Regions from separate parts of the Mus musculus genome. Here region 1 is linked to region 2. The links are chromatin loops, found by intact Hi-C in ENCODE. Cell type or tissue: gastrocnemius. All regions are shown on one strand. Region 1 overlaps Pde4d (phosphodiesterase 4D, cAMP specific). Region 2 holds the start of Gm32703 (a long non-coding RNA gene).

What was found. A loop is a pair of places that touch in the nucleus more often than their neighbours do. Peaks named below come from ENCODE experiments on the same cell type or tissue, not always from the same donor. Only the 100,000 strongest peaks of a DNase experiment are listed, where the experiment ranks them.
Region 1: a loop joins it to region 2, with 3 times the contacts of the local background. A loop is called at or near these places in 2 of 42 quality-filtered maps.

The regions. Positions count from the first base shown.
Region 1 is chr13:109,755,877-109,763,876 of GRCm38, forward strand. It overlaps Pde4d (phosphodiesterase 4D, cAMP specific), which reads left to right. Exons shown (of 17, transcript NM_011056.3): 5 at 1,701-1,737. Among named protein-coding and RNA genes, the nearest start is that of Mir1904, 140 kb to the right of the region's middle. In gastrocnemius, a CTCF peak has its summit at 3,518 (motif pointing left); a DNase peak (open chromatin) is centred at 3,506; H3K4me3 peaks cover 2,840 bases; H3K27ac peaks cover 5,830 bases.
Region 2 is chr13:109,436,052-109,444,051 of GRCm38, forward strand. The region is part of intron 3 of Pde4d (phosphodiesterase 4D, cAMP specific); the gene reads left to right. It overlaps Gm32703 (a long non-coding RNA gene), which reads right to left and starts at 4,960. Exons shown (of 3, transcript XR_003950566.1): 1 at 4,851-4,960. In gastrocnemius, a CTCF peak has its summit at 4,946; DNase peaks (open chromatin) are centred at 3,585, 4,436, 4,998 and 5,618; H3K4me3 peaks cover 4,375 bases; H3K27ac peaks cover 4,691 bases.

The sequences.
Region 1 (8,000 bases), 320 kb after region 2:
GGTCTCTCCATTCCCAGTCTTGAAACAGTTACTGAGGGAATCGTACTTGCAGGAGCTGAATCTGGCTGAACGTTGTCTTTGAGATGGCCCTTCTCTGTATTTAAGTGCTGTACGTAAGAAGGTTTGCTTTTAGAGACTCTCAGTCTCTTGTCTATATTTCAGGCTCTTTAGTTCCGAAACAGTGAGAGTGGAAAATAGTGTGGTAAGGACCACAGAGGTGAGGGTAAGGTGACCAGGTGTGGAGGATGAGAGCACTGTCATTTTCCTTGTCAACACACGCCACTGAGCCTGTCCTGCAGATCCCCAGTAGAGCTGGCCCAGGAGCCAGCAGGGCCTTCTCTTTCGAGATTGAGAGGTGGGCCTCCCTGTGGCCACAGGCATGGCTTTTACTTCACTCTGGTGACCAGGATAAGGGAACAGACATAGAGCACCTTCCACATCAGAAGACTAGTGTAACACTAACTTCCACACTGACCTGCAGTGGCTTATTCTGTCTGTTCTGGAAGTTTCTGCACGTGTTTCTAGGTACCAGACTGCTTGCCACAGAGGTGGTCTTCATCATTAGCCCATTGGAAATATCATCTCTCTGCTCCTTGTACCACAAGCTTTATAGGTGCCGGTTTGGGGACATGGATTGCTCAGGAATAAGCTGACAGTTCAAATGAACTATTCTCAGTGAAGTTTATGTCAAGGAAATGTGTGTGTAAAATAACTACATTCATTTAATTAAAAAATAAATTTTTTTCTGAAGTGGGTGTGGCAATGCTCATTAGAAATCCCAGCACTAACAGGCTCAAGGTGAGAATATTACAGGTTCAACATCAGCCTGGTATACCAAGGAAAAACTCTATCTTTCAAGATAAGTGAAATGAAATGATTGAAATAAATAAAATAGGTTGTGACTGGCTAGATAAAGAAATAAACACTGAGATTTAAGACATCCGTTCTTCAATTTATGGGTGCTGGGAAATATTGCAAAGAGTCCCAGGTCCTAGCTTCCCACTTTCTTCCAAGAAGAATGCTGCATGACTTCTTGGGTTTCCCTGCTTCTCCAAGACATGTCACACTGACACCTTGCTCCTGTATCCCTAGTCTAGTGGAGCTGACGTTACCCTAGCAACAGCACCCACAGGGTAACATTCCCCTGTAAGTACAGTGGCTGGAACATGAGTCCGTTGAAAAGTTTCGTAGGGCTTTTTATTACTGGATGATGCACTCCTGTGTTATGTTTGACTCCTGGCCTATCCAAGGCTTACACATGACCGTACAGATCACTTGATGCTCACCTACAAATGTTGGATGGCCCAGGGTTCTCTCTCCCAGAAGCCTGTTCTGTAGCTGGTCCTTTGCACGGCATTCCTGGCTAACATCTACAATGGGAGGTGTAGAGAAAGGTGCAGACCCAGAGCTGAGACCCCTTTTCTACTTAGAGCACATCCTTTGTGCCTAAAAAGGCAACGTTGACACTGGTTGGTAACCAAGGAGACTCTCTTTTGTCCAAGGGAGATGGACAATGGTTAGCATCCGGGAAGATGTGTTTTCAACCCAGAGGCTGGGAAGGAAATGTACTGAAGATAAAGATGGAGTTACTGTAATTCCCAATGGGATTTGCTTGCAGTGGGATGTACCATTTAATATTGCTCAAACGTGGTCAGAGAACTACGGGAGCCTTCTAACACTGCCTCTGGTTTGTCTTGCAGACATGGAGATGACTTGATTGTGACCCCGTTTGCTCAGGTAAGCCAACCTGGGAGCATGTAGGCTTCTTAAAGATTTACACAGTTGATGTGCAGATCTTATTATGATTCTCAATACGACTTTATTACATACACCTATGTGACTGCCAATTGTTTGGCTCATTCGAGTAATTAAAAGGCAGTGCTGGAGAATGTAACCTTAGCCCTACAGAGGTGCTTTGTGTAAGGCTGTTAGGCCCGAGGAGTGTCTGTACTTTCAAGTAACAAGTTATCTAAGGGAGATAGTACGTATGCAGCGGGCCCTTATTTCCCTAAACTGGAATTAGCACCAGAAGGAGACTATATCATGGATTAAATTACATCTAGTATAATTAGTACATGCTCTGGGTTTGAAATTCAATAATGCCATTCAACCTGATATGTTATTTACTCCTCTTTCACATGTGTTATTTATACAAAGATTTAACTGGGCAACATGTTTGCGTTCTTCATGCATAAGAGAAGAAACTATTTCAACTCCGTGGCATAGATGTGAGATGATAAAATGACTTAAAGTGTTTTGGAATGTGTACAGAATGGTTAAGGACCAAATGTTTTGTGGAGTGAAATGGGACCTTGAATACCTTGGGTAGATCTACTTATTAGAACAGAGCCTACAGAATCCATCTGTTATTGAACATCTTGGGTAGGTTTACTTATCAGAACAGAGCCTGCAGAATCCATCTATTATTCAAATGTCCAAATCATAACCAGATTTAGGTACTAGCTAACATCTAAACTCTTTTATTAGTCTTAAGTTTTGAACTTTTTGAACTTCTATAAAAGCTCAGAGGCACCCCAGTCCACAGGAAAAAAAAATGTGCCAGCTTTAATTAGTTTGTACGTTTTACCTTAGAATGATTCTGCTCTGTGCTCAAATCTTTCAGTGTGTTCTCTTAGACATGAAGGAATCCTCTTTAGCTGTCCCTCATGTCCACTGCTCATCTCTTCCTGTTGAACATAGCAACAATTTAGCCAGAGTCCTTAGGGCTGATGAACAGAAATGAGTAAAAGCTGTGCAGGGGAGCTGGCTCGCCAGTCAGCTGCTTATTTTCCACTGCCCCACTGGTTTTGACTGCTTTCTAAAACCTAAAACTGGTAACAAGCGTTCAAACCCTAGAAACCAGCATCCTTGTCCCCTTTGGAGGCAGGAGATATGTCTGCTCTGAAAACAAGAACAATTGTGTTGTCTTTCTTGTTCCAAACTATGACAGTTAGTTTCGGGGGGTGGGGGTGGGGAGGGGGAATACAGTGGCTATTTTTACCACAACAGAGAATTAGTGCTCCGTTAGGAATAGGCCATCACCAATATAGTTTTAAGCTCCTGTATATCCCTTCCTGTTCCACCCCAATAGCAGTAATCTTGTGGCCAAGTTCATTGATTACATGGGGCAATGGGGAAAGTTCATTGTCTTTCGTTTGCTTTTTATTCCACTTTTATAAAACAAACAAATCAACAAACAAAACACAACTTGTGTGTCACCAGAATGAATTACAGCTAGCAACCTTCTACATAGATCCATTCTTACTAGACCGTGTCATTATGAAATCACCCAGAACTTTCTGACACAGAGAAGCAATCACTTCATGCATTTTAATAGAAGTATAACTTGGAAAGAGATTTGATTTTCAACAGAGGAAACGTTTTTTTATCCTGTAAATAATTTTCCACTAATTGTTTTGGTTTTGTTTTTTTCCTGAAGTGACTCCTAAGAGTCTTTGACCTCACAAAGACAAACCATAGCCTCCGCTCCCTGTATGTCACAGCCTGTGCTGTACTGCCACCCAGTGGCATCGGCTGTGCGTAGCCTGGCCAAAAAAAAAAAAATAATAATAATAATAAATCCAAAAACATTTTACTCATTCACTTTAACTGTTTAATGAAGCCAGCATAATTTTTTTTCCTGCCAACATCAGTGAATCCTATTGGCTAAGAAATGTTTGAAAGCACCCCGAAGAACATGAGAATTGTGTGTGTGGATATTCCCATGCTGTGGCCTAATCCATAAACAATATTTTCCTGGAGTGTTAGCACTGCTCATTGTCAAGATTTAGAATTTTTTCATCATTCCTTTGTTTGTTACTGTAAGCGATTACACACTTACTGGAGGTGGCTGAAGAGAAAGCAATGCCTTTAACTGTTAAGCCTAAGCCGTCTGGAAGAAAATGTAGAGATCCTTTAATAATAAGCTTTAAAGAGGCAAGAGAATTCTGGCTGTAGCTTCTAATGCTAGCCTGAGTCTATGCAGAGAGCTGCCCTGGAACACAAGAGAATCTAGGAACTTGACCCTTCACCCAGGGGCTCTGATAAACCCTTTTCCTCTTTTTCCTCTTCCTCTCTCAAGGCTTGCTTCCCTCCCGGGCGTGTCCTGAGGGACATTTCTATGAAGAATGTCTCTTAGTCACCCAGGCTCAGGGCAACATCATGTGTGACAGATTCATCTGAGAAATGTCTATTTACGCTTCTGCCAGGATCATATGTAGCTTACAGAGTGGAAGATATTTTTAACGTTTAAGTAGAGAACCATCTTTATCCTGCCACAAACCAAAACAGAGTTCTAGTACTCACATCTGTGTGTCTTCAGTGGCATTTACTACAACAGAGTACACAACTGCGTATGCAAAACTATAGGCTAAAAGTCAGCAGGCCAAAGGCCGGCAGCCAGAGCCTGGGGGAGGTTGCTTTTCTCAGTCTCATTTGGAAATGTGGCATACTATATATGCAGTAATATCTAAAGCAGAAATAATAATAGTAAACGAAAGTTAAGAAACAGAATAGTGTCAATGCTTCAAGTACTGCTTAACTGTCCCGCCCCCATCCATCCATCTGTCGGTCTCATTCCATTTGTCTGTCCGCCGAAATAGCAATCATTTGATTTTATCCAGATTATGGAATACAGTACAATTTACTTGACAACATTTTTGTTGTTGCTTAAATTCTTCAATAGCCAAAAGATAGGAATTATTTAAAATAAGTGTATAAAATGTGCATACTAAACCCCCCAAAATTCAGTTTAATATCTTACCAGTAAAACAAAGTTTAAAAACTGACCTACAGTTGAGGTATGGTCGTAAGCATCTTTAGTCCCAGCAACCCAGGAGTGGGGCAGGCAGATCTCTAAATTGGAGGCGAGTAGAGTCTATATAGTGAATGCTAAGCCAGCCAGGGCCATACAGTGAGCCCCATCTCAAAGCAAAACAACTCTTTCTACAGAAAAAATTTCATTCATAAATTAATGTCTTCCTGAATGGGCTATTTTTTTCAAATGATTATAAACTATGAATTACCTGAAAAACTTTTCCTACGGAAATGAACTATTAAATTACTACTTCTACCACCCAATGTCCAGACGCTGTTGGGTAATCACAAAAGTGTTTTGTATTAAAGATCTCAAAATTCTGAGGCTAAAAAATCTTCATCTAGAATAGGGAGTAGCCGGCTGAGGCAGGAGTTGTATTTAAATACTTTATTGACATGTTTGCTCTTCACATCTTAGAACACAAATTAAGTTGTCGTGATTTCACGACTGGATCGTTAATTTTTTTATTTCTGCATCATTCAGAATTTCATGCCTCATGAAAGACACTATGGCCTGACGTCAGCAGCTAGCTATTTGGATACTTCGTCACAGGCGGTGTGACCTTTCGGAGTTGTGAGTGATAATGAGCCAGGTTTTCCAGTGACTGGCTGGCTTACTCGGAGGTTCTATGAACTCCTTCAGGGGGACTGCTGAAGGTCACCATGGCTGCAGAGCATAAACAGCTTCCTTTTGACTTGCACAAGTTCCCGTCAGCTTCGAGAAAACAAACACCCGAGACACAGAGTGACTTTCGTCTGGACCACTGTCCGATGAAGAAACTCAGGGCACAGTTCTCAAACCCCTAGGTCAATTAGAAAACGGAGGATTCTGTATATTGCCACTAATAAGCATTCAGCAAACTTCCTATGGGCCAGATAAGTCAATGGAAGTTTCCATAATAAACACATGGTCACCACATACTTTTTGCTTAAGCTATGTCATTGGCATTAACCTGGAGTAGTTTCTTTCTGTTAACTGTTCAAGCAACCCTAATTAATGGGCAGATAGCACTCTCTTTTACACAGAAGGTGTCATACCAAGTGTGTGCATCTAACTCATGACTTATACCAAGACATGTGAAGTCTTTGTTTTTGTTTTTGTTTTTCGAGACAGGGTTTCTCTGTATAGCCCTGGCTGTCCTGGAACTCACTTTGTAAACCAGGCTGGCCTCGAACTCAGAAATCTGTCTGCCTCTGCCTCCCAAGTGACACGTGAAGTCTTTTTTTTTTTTTTTTTTTCACATATTAAGAAGGTTTTATTTATTTTTTCTTTTTCTTTTTTTTTTTTTTAATTTTTTTCCATTTTTTATTAGGTATTTAACTCATTTACATTTCCAATGCTATACCAAAAGTCCCCCATATCCACCCACCCCCACTCCCCTGCCCACCCACTCCCCCTTTTTGGCCCTGGTGTTCCCCTGTACTGGGGCATATAAAGTTTGCAAGTCCAATGGGCCTCTCTTTCCAGTGATGGCCGACTAGGCCATCTTTTGATATATATGCAGCTAGAGTCAAGAGCTCCGGGGTACTGGTTAGTTCATAATGTTGTTCCACCTATAGGGTTGCAGATCCCTTTAGCTCCTTGGCTACTTTCTCTAGCTCCTCCATTGGGAGCCCTATGATCCATCCATTAGCTGACTGTGAGCATCCACTTCTGTGTTTGCTAGGCCCCGGCATAGTCTCACAAGAGACAGCTACATCTGGGTCCTTTCAATAAAATCTTGCTAGTGTATGCAATGGTGTCAGCGTTTGGATGCTGATTATGGGGTGGATCCCTGGATATGGCAGTCTCTACATGGTCCATCCTTTCATCTCAGCTCCAAACTTTGTCTCTGTAACTCCTTCCATGGGTGTTTTGTTCCCAAATCTAAGGAGGGGCATAGTGTCCACACTTCAGTCTTCATTCTTCTTGAGTTTCATGTGTTTAGCAAATTATATCTTATATCTTGGGTATCCTAGGTTTGGGGCTAATATCCACTTATCAGTGAATACATATTGTGTGAGTTTCTTTGTGAATGTGTTACCTCACTCAGGATGATGCCCTCCAGGCCCATCCATTTGGCTAGGAATTTCATAAATTCATTCTTTTTAATAGCTGAGTAGTACTCCATTGTGTAGATGTACCACATTTTCTGTATCCATTCCTCTGTTGAGGGGCATCTAGGTTCTTTCCAGCTTCTGGCTATTATAAATAAGGCTGCTATGAACATAGTGGAGCATGTGTCCTTCTTATCTGTTGGGGCATCTTCTGGATATATGCCCAGGAGAGGTATTGCTGGATCCTCCGGTAGTACTATGTCCAGTTTTCTGAGGAACCGCCAGACTGATTTCCAGAGTGGTTGTACAAGCCTGCACTCCCACCAACAATGGAGGAGTGTTCCTCTTTCTCCACATCCACGCCAGCATCTGCTGTCACCTGAATTTTTGATCTTAGCCATTCTGACTGGTGTGAGGTGGAATCTCAGGGTTGTTTTGATTTGCATTTCCCTGATGATTAAAGATGTTGAACATTTTTTCAAGTGCTTCTCTGCCATTCGGTATTCCTCAGGTGAGAATTCTTTGTTCAGTTCTGAGCCCCATTTTTTAATGGGGTTATTTGATTTTCTGAAGTCCACCTTCTTGAGTTCTTTATATATGTTGGATATTAGTCCCCTATCTGATTTAGGATAGGTAAAGATCCTTTCCCAATCTGTTGGTGGTCTTTTTGTCTTATTGACGGTGTCTTTTGCCTTGCAGAAACTTTGGAGTTTCATTAGGTCCCATTTGTCGATTCTCGATCTTACAGCACAAGCCATTGCTGTTCTGTTCAGGAATTTTTCCCCTGTGCCCATATCTTCAAGGCTTTTCCCCACTTTCTCCTCTATAAGTTTCAGTGTCTCTGGTTTTATGTGAAGTTCCTTGATCCACTTAGATTTGACCTTAGTACAAGGAGATAAGTATGGATCGATTCGCATTCTTCTACACGATAACAACCAGTTGTGCCAGCACCAATTGTTGAAAATGCTGTCTTTCTTCCACTGGATGGTTTTAGCTCCCTTGTCGAAGATCAAGTGACCATAGGTGTGTGGGTTCATTTCTGGGTCTTCAATTCTATTCCATTGGTCTACTTGTCTGTCTCTATACCAGTACCATGCAGTTTTTATCACAATTGCTCTGTAGTAAAGCTTTAGGTCTGGCATGGTGAT
Region 2 (8,000 bases):
ATAATTAAAATTCTGATTTTTATTTTCAAATATGCTATGAATATTTCCATATTTTATACTTGAAACTAAATATTAAGTGCCCTTTCTTATCCCAGAAATTTATATTCTACCTCTTCTACTGCTACAAATACTTCTAGTGGAGTTTAGTGAATGTTCTAGATGCTCCAGTCATGAAGTGCACTGCATTGGATGATAAACCACTTCTTTTGTGAACGTATCTTCTCATTGCTTAAGAGAGAAGGTTTAAGCTTTGACTCTATGGTCCCAGATGACTAATTTTTAATAAATTAAATCATGAACAGGTTACCAAAGGGCCTGTTAGTTTTTAGACAATCAAGATAGTTTTTTTAGTAAATTTCTTTTTTATTTCAGTTGGTACTATTTCTCAGTTACAAGAATATGTGGGAATTGAATATAGCAGCAACGTGCTGGGACACCACACAGTTCCCTGATGCTTAGCAGTCTAAACCCTGGCTTCATGAAGAACTTCTCTTGTTTCAGTTTTGAATGTGCTGAACAGCACGCCTTCAGCCTTTGCTCAAAGTTGTCAGGAGGATAATGGCATCATTATTGACATGGTCATTAGTTAACATTTAGTGAGTGCCAATAAAGTTTTTGAGTGTCCTAAACACACCAAAACATTGAAACAAGTAGATTGTACCTTACAGAAAAATCTGTATTTATATTGAAATGAATGTATTAAAATATATGTAAACACTTTGTATTATAAAGTAGCTTATAATTTGTTTCTGTAAATAAAATACTACAACAAGCTATGTTTGTACACATACTTATATACTATATATATATATATATATATATATATATATATATATACATTTACACATTTTTATGCCCCTCTCATATTCACATACATATACATATGTGTGTACATGCATATGTGTTTAGATATGGATATATATATGTGTGTGTGTGTGTGTGTGTGTGTGTGTGTGTGTGTGTGTATGCATTTATATATACTAAAAGGGATCTCTAAGAGATTTAGTAAGCTCTTGGAAGTTATATAAATGAAATCATAAAAATGCTTTAGTTAATATTTTCACTAAAAAGTTACTCAGGGGCCAGGGAGGTGGGGGTGGGTGGATGGGTAGAGAAACACCCTCATAGAAGCAGGAGGAGGGAGGATGGGATTTCAGGGAGAAACCAGGAAAAGGGATAACATTTGAAATGTAAATAAAGAAAATATCCAATTAAAAAAAGAAGAAGAAGAAGGGTCAGAAACAGAAAACTCATAAACAAACAGAAAGAACCTGAATTCAGTGGGCAGTTGTTGTCACCTCCCATTACTGAGAAGCACAAGAAGGAACTACCCAGGTTCAGAGGCCAGTGTGGGGCTGTGGCACGCTGTGGTTACAATAGCAAGACAGGGTGACTTAGCCTTTTCATCACCTGACAGGGACATTGAACATTGAAGGAATGTGAAGAGCATGGAATCTTCAAAGATCAAGAAAGAATTGCGAGGTTTTGAAGAAGCTATTGGCTCTCTGTTCCTCTTTTGTAGAACCAAACTTTGAAAGGAAGGAGTCAAAAAAAAAGAGGAACCCCGAAACCCTGAGACCCCTGTCTCTACCCTGGCTCACAGGTGGCCAAAGGCAGCTTTACCAAATTTTAGATTTCTAAGCATTTGTCAAGAGTCAGCCTCCTTCTCACAAAAGGATTTTATTAGAAAGGACAGGGGACAACGGGTAGTGCCCCCATTCTTTTTGCTTTGGGTCTGTGTAAAGTTTAAGCAATATTGTCTAAACGTCTATGTGATGTTTGTGTTGATGCATCCACTTGCACATACCCTTGGAGACAGAGATCGGGGCAGGCATCTGGTGTCCTGCTCCATCTCTTGACACAGATTCTCACTGTGTGCTGGCAAACTTTGGAAGTCCCCCTTTCCTTGTTCCTCCACAAAACCATGGTTACGGGCACCCACATAACCGTGTCCAACTTTCTGTGTTAGTCCTGTGAACGCCTCTATTTGCAGAACAAGTGTTACACCCACAACCCTGAGTAACTTTAATGAAAACGTTAAGTGTTTTGATTTGCTCTATGTTTAAGCTCATACTTCAATAGTAATTTAGCTGTATTTTTCCTCACATCTCTCATTTGAGGGTAGTTAATACTAGTCTAGCCTTGAACGATCAGCTAATCTCGGGCTTTCTGTGGGACTGAAAAATTTAAAGACCACAAGACATGGTCAGTCTTGGTGTTGCTTGATCTGAGGCTACAGCCTAGCCACAGGGACCTCCCTGAGGTCTAAGAGTCAGTGGGGAGTGATTGGTGATCCTTTGCTTATCAGAACTGAGGCTGGGATGAGCTAGAGAGCCTGCCATGGTTCACCCAGACTTAGAAGTTCTGTAAAGTGACCGTTGTCTTTCAATATAACAAAACAAGAAAGTCCTCAACGTTTTTTCCTTTTTAGAACGCGTTTCTAAGCTGCCACACTACTCTGCCTGTTGTTTTCTGAAAATCACACATTCATTCATTACTGTCTCATGAAGCATCATTTTGTAATTTACTGGCCGTAGCTCTTAAAACTCAGAACCTTTCTTTTATATTTGACTTACATCTGCAAAACTACTCAACTTAAGGTTACTCATTAATTTGTAATCTTAGCTCCCTGGACTGGGAGATAAATTATATTTTTCTTTGTTAGGCTTCAAGAATTCTTAGTGCTTATTATTGTTTTTCAGTTGTTACTATCTAGCTTGTTTTATCTTATTTGAAACAGTTACATATTTAAAAAAAGAAAGAAAGAAAATTTCACCTTAAAAATATTAGGCTGAAGGGCGGGTATTTAAGTCAGTGACTGAAGCCATGACTAACATCTGTGAGGTCTCAATTTCAGTTCCCAGCACTTGGGGGGAAAAATCAATTGATGTTTCTTTTAAAAGTATATTTTAATTTGAAAATCTCATTTAATGACCTAATAACTGAGTCATTTTGTGTTTTCAATCTATAAAGTGTCTGCTTATGTCATTGTCCCCACGTGGAAACATAGCTAGCCAGTATCAGATGGGAAACCGTGATGCCTGGAAAAAATTTGTTCAGTTATTTGTTGTTGTTGCTGTTACTGTTGCTGTTGTTGTTGTTGGGTTGCATAGATATTCCACTTTGGCCTATGAATAGAATGGAAATAGAATGTACTAAAAACAGACAAAAGTGTCAAGTGAAAATGCTTATTAGAATGGAAGTTATAGTACTAGCTTATTTTTGTTTTTTACAAATATTACGACGTTCTAAGGAGACCCGCTTGCTCACCTGGCATGAGAAGAATGTACTGGTTTTGAAATAGTTAATGCCTGTCACATCATCCCTACCATAAAAGGAAAAGGACAGATGCCTATAACCTAAGTGGGCCCCAGAGCTTCTTCTCCCCGAAAGTGTGATGATGGACAATTACTAGCCCTTAGAGTTCATTCTCCAGGTGGCAAAACTAATTTGGGGGGAATAGAATAATACAGGCAAAAATCTTAGCCATGTGGTCAGACTTCTTTCTGCAAATGTGTTATTTGTCTTCCAGCAATATTTAACTTCTGAGTGCCTCCACTCCTCTTTGGCACCGGGTCAGAGATCATCTCCGCCTCACAGCATCACTGAGTGGATTAAGTGGGGTTATCCTGTGAAGCACTTAGAAGATGGCCAGGGACATTGCTAGTACACCTAGGTCTTAAATAATGATATTTAAGTATACACTCTAACAAACCAGTTTGCATTACTGTGTGATACCTGATTGCAAGCGTTGAGAGTCTGCTGAGAACAATTCCAGCCGAAAGGGTTCTGGGAAGGCTCACAAATGACCTTAGGAGAGAGATCTGGTCCCTTCTACACAAAGGTGCTTCAAGGACATTGCCTCCATCACAGGAAGTCCCAGTAACTTTCCTCATGTCCCTTTGTGCTACATGGTGCCATCTTTCTGCATGCACAATTCAAATTGCTTTAAAGGAATCCTCTAGTTCTTCCTCCTACCAGGAATGAATTCTTGACCTGGGACCATCAATTCATCAAACCTTAGCAGTTCTGAAACTAATTCCATTTTTATTTTAAACATCTGCTTTAGAATTTATGAGAAATGAATCCTCTTCTCCCCAGTAATGTTTTTTTTTTTCCTACAAGGACAAGAATTCACTGGGGAAACCCTAAGTGAAGATGAATAGGATGTTAAGTGTTGCCAGTATTCCTTTTAATATGAAGCAATTGCATAATGGCCTTCTTTAAACACCCAAGTTAAAAGAGATACGTTAACGTTGCGCACATTACCACGGAGAAGCCCATTCTCTGATTTCAGGCAAGCACCATTCAAGAGCCAACCTACTATTCCAAGAGTTTACTATTTTATTCTTGCTCCAAAATGGCATCAACAGCGATGGGGTGCTTTCGGGGGACTATTGCACAGAATTTCTGCAACAAAGGGGCAGGCTCCAGGAAATGAAACGGGAGCTCTCCTCCCAGCTACACACCCCCTAATCAAACAAGCAGCTTTATGACATGCGCAAACGGAGCAGAAGTCTAAGTGACTTCGGCAGAACTAGCTTCCCCAGGATTTCCTGTCCAAAATCAGAGTGTGGAGATCCGTACTTAACTGGTTACAAATCATCTTAGTAAGCAGAGCTGCCCCGCCCCCATGTTTTTGTTTAAAAAAAAAAAAAAAGAACATACCTATCATTTGCACATTCTCTCTGGACTTCATTTGTTCCCTTTCTTTTCGTTGAATAGGTAGAAAATTAAACAAACAAACAGAAAAACCTTCCTCCGTCTATTTGCTCAGTGTGTCATTTCCCTGTGAGGTTATTTACAGGTTTCTTTAGCCTTTTTTCCTCTCCTGCCTGGTAATTACTTACTGAAAGAAATCTGCTCCTTCAGGGCAAGCTCTTCCTTTTAACCCCTTTAGCTCACTCTTCCTTGGAGGCTAGCAAGGAGTGCGCGGCTCTGCAGTGACGGGGAACCCACCTAGAGGGCCCCCTTGACGCCAGCATATCCCCTGTCAGGCAGCAGTCTGCAGCTGAGCGAGCGGGCTACTGCAGAGTTAATGTACAGTACCAGGGAGCCTGCAAGTGTCCTGCTCAGAGCTGGGGCGGCACAGCCCAGGGCAGACAAGGCGGCTGCGAGGATACCAAAGGTTCTGCCGGAAATTCGGTGTGGGGGGACTCCTGTTGCCACTGTGTTTCAAAAGCATGCAAGGTCTGTATAGCCTGGGCATGAAAATCTTGCGGATGTCAGAGCACCAGAGTAAATGACATCTAATTGGGAACTGAATTGGGGTGGTAAAGACAACAGAGAGACAAGAAAGCCAGCCGAGTAAGAAATTCTTAGACAACGTCTGCCTTGCAGCTGTGAAATTCATTTTCTTTCCAAGGCAAAAAAAAAAAAAAAAAAAAAATATTAAAAGCTCACACACGGTTTTGATAGAGGGGATTCTGCAGTGAGAGAATCGATAGCTTAGTCATTTTACTTAAAGAGAGCAGACAGCCTTATTGTGGGGTTAGGCGGCAGATGAATTTCATCACCACAGCGCCTTCTGAAGTCATGATGGGAGCCAGCACCAATCCTGTCCTGCAAAGCAGAAATTACTCATTGCCTTCCTACTTCGGCATTCGAAACCAGCAATTCTGAGATCGGGAGAAGAAGTTGCCTTGCGCTATACATGGTTTCTAGTCCCTCTGCCCAGGTCTTTGTCGGACACGTCTCAGCCTCAGACAGTAGCACTGCGTTAAAGTGACCACACAGGAATATGTTCCTAAGAAAGAAGAAAAAGCAGTATTCATCCCTAAAGGACAGCATGGCACAGCGACCTGAAGTTTTCCATTTCCCTCCTAACACTTCTTTAACAAGGATAACAAGAAACTGTCTTTTGACTCCTTTTTGTCCACATTCCATAGTCCTTTCTATGAAGATGCATTAATTCATACTCAAGACACTTGGATCTCACCAGGACAATACTCGCCATCATTTAGGAGTAGAGACTGGACTGGTTCTATTAGTGTGTTCACTGGTAGGAGCTACATGGATGGACTCATACCTGCAATACTCTGTGATGTTTCGTTCTCCAAATCCTGGAAGGGCTTTTGTTTTTGCTGTTTGTGTTCTTTTTTGGGGGGGTGATTTTTTTGGGGGGTGAAATTCATTACTTGTTGCAATAATTATCCATGATCGATGCTCAAACCAGAGTGTTGGGATTCATCTGTGAAAATCACTACATGCAACATAGGAGACGAGGAAAATATTAATGACGGAAGAGCTGCGAACATGATGCATGTGAATACCTTCCCTTTCAGAAGGCATTCCTGGATATGGTAAGTAATCAATACCTTCCAGTCTGGAAACTCAGAATTCTAAAACCCCATGGCAACAAGCAGAGCAAGGTCTGTCTTGAGTGCTCAGTATAAAGCCAAGAAGACCATTTGAGAAAGTAACGATTATGCAATTAAATTTTTCTTGTTGCTACAAAGCATCCCAAATAAGAAAGCATAGGATGTTCACAATAGCTAATAGTTCATAAACAAAAATAGACAACCTACCTAGTAAGGAACAGAAATGGTAGGACTGGAAATCTGCTTTGTCTATATTATTATTGTTGTTGTTGTTGTTATTTGAAAATGCTCTAGAAAAGGGCATACATGGATTTCTGATACCAAATATCAATTGGCCTGCATTTCCATAGAAGGTTAAGGGAAACTTTGAATGCTGACTCGATAAAAAACAAACAAACAAACAACCGTAATATCTGACCTGCTCATATTTAAGAATGCTTTAGTTATTTGAGGGTAGTCCTTCTGGGCTGAACCAATAGAATTCTGATAGATTGCTCACACATGAATCATGGAGTGGACCAACTTTACGGAACTTGCTTAGTTCTTGGATGTGTGGTCAGGTATTAAGGTTCAATTCAATGATTCAATGCATGGAGCTCTCCAGACGTGCACCATCCCATCCCGTTTCTTATTGGCATCTGTGACTGAGTGTGAAAGAGCTCACTGCTGAGGCCATTACAAGGACAAAGGTGCTTATTTTGAAAGTTGCTTGTTTTTGTGGTACCTCCGAGGGGGCGTGGATTCAATTTCTTACAGCAGAAACTTTGTGATTTATGATAAAAGCACATTACAAGGCCTTTTGTCTCCCAACATACACATGAGGTGCTGCCTCTATTGGGCCTGATTTTCAAAATATATTTCCTATGTAAACATTTTGACCAGACTCAGGATAAGTAATAGATATATAAACACAGATTTCGTAGGGGTCCATAGCTGCTTTTGTGACCAACCATCTCATTGTCTAAGACACCAGCAAAATCACCTACTGGGTTGTTACAGATGTTCTGGTTTCCAGTTAGAAATCACTTGCAGTGAATGTGGGGGTAGAGGACTCTTCTGTTACCCTTGACAGGTGCCTGTTTTGTTACAACTCTAGAGTCATGCACAGTCAGGGCTGTGGCGTATCTCCCTTCTCTGATGACCACAGTCTCTGTTCCCAAGCTCTGATGTCTATGAAAGAGGCAGAATAGCATGTCTGTAGGCCTCAGGGGCCCACTTCCAACTGCATCACCAGTGTTCCCGACTCAGGAGGGCTTTGGTGCCTGTGCCTCCCTTCCCTTGTTGGTGAGGGCCGTCTGTCAGCATAAGGATCTAGTTGTTCTTACAGAAAATGCACATCAGGAGCCCTTAATTCTAAGATTAAAAGTCCTGGAAGTAGTCCTTGCTACATAGTATGCATCTCTCCATTTTCTTCTAGTATTACAGCTCTATGGTTAAGGCCATACCTCTTAACTTTTGCTTTAAGTAAAGCAAAGGTTATTTTCCCTTTAAAGGATTAACATTCTCATTTCCAGAAGAAAGAGTACTTTGCTACAAAACAACAGCTTCTGTTTTAGCTAAGTCCTATTGCTTGAGTCCATTTGTTCATGTTGCAATAGCCAGGATATCTGTCCTCTTTGAACACATAGTAGTGTAATCACCTTTGATTTTTCATTAACCTCACCTCTACTTCTGACTGAA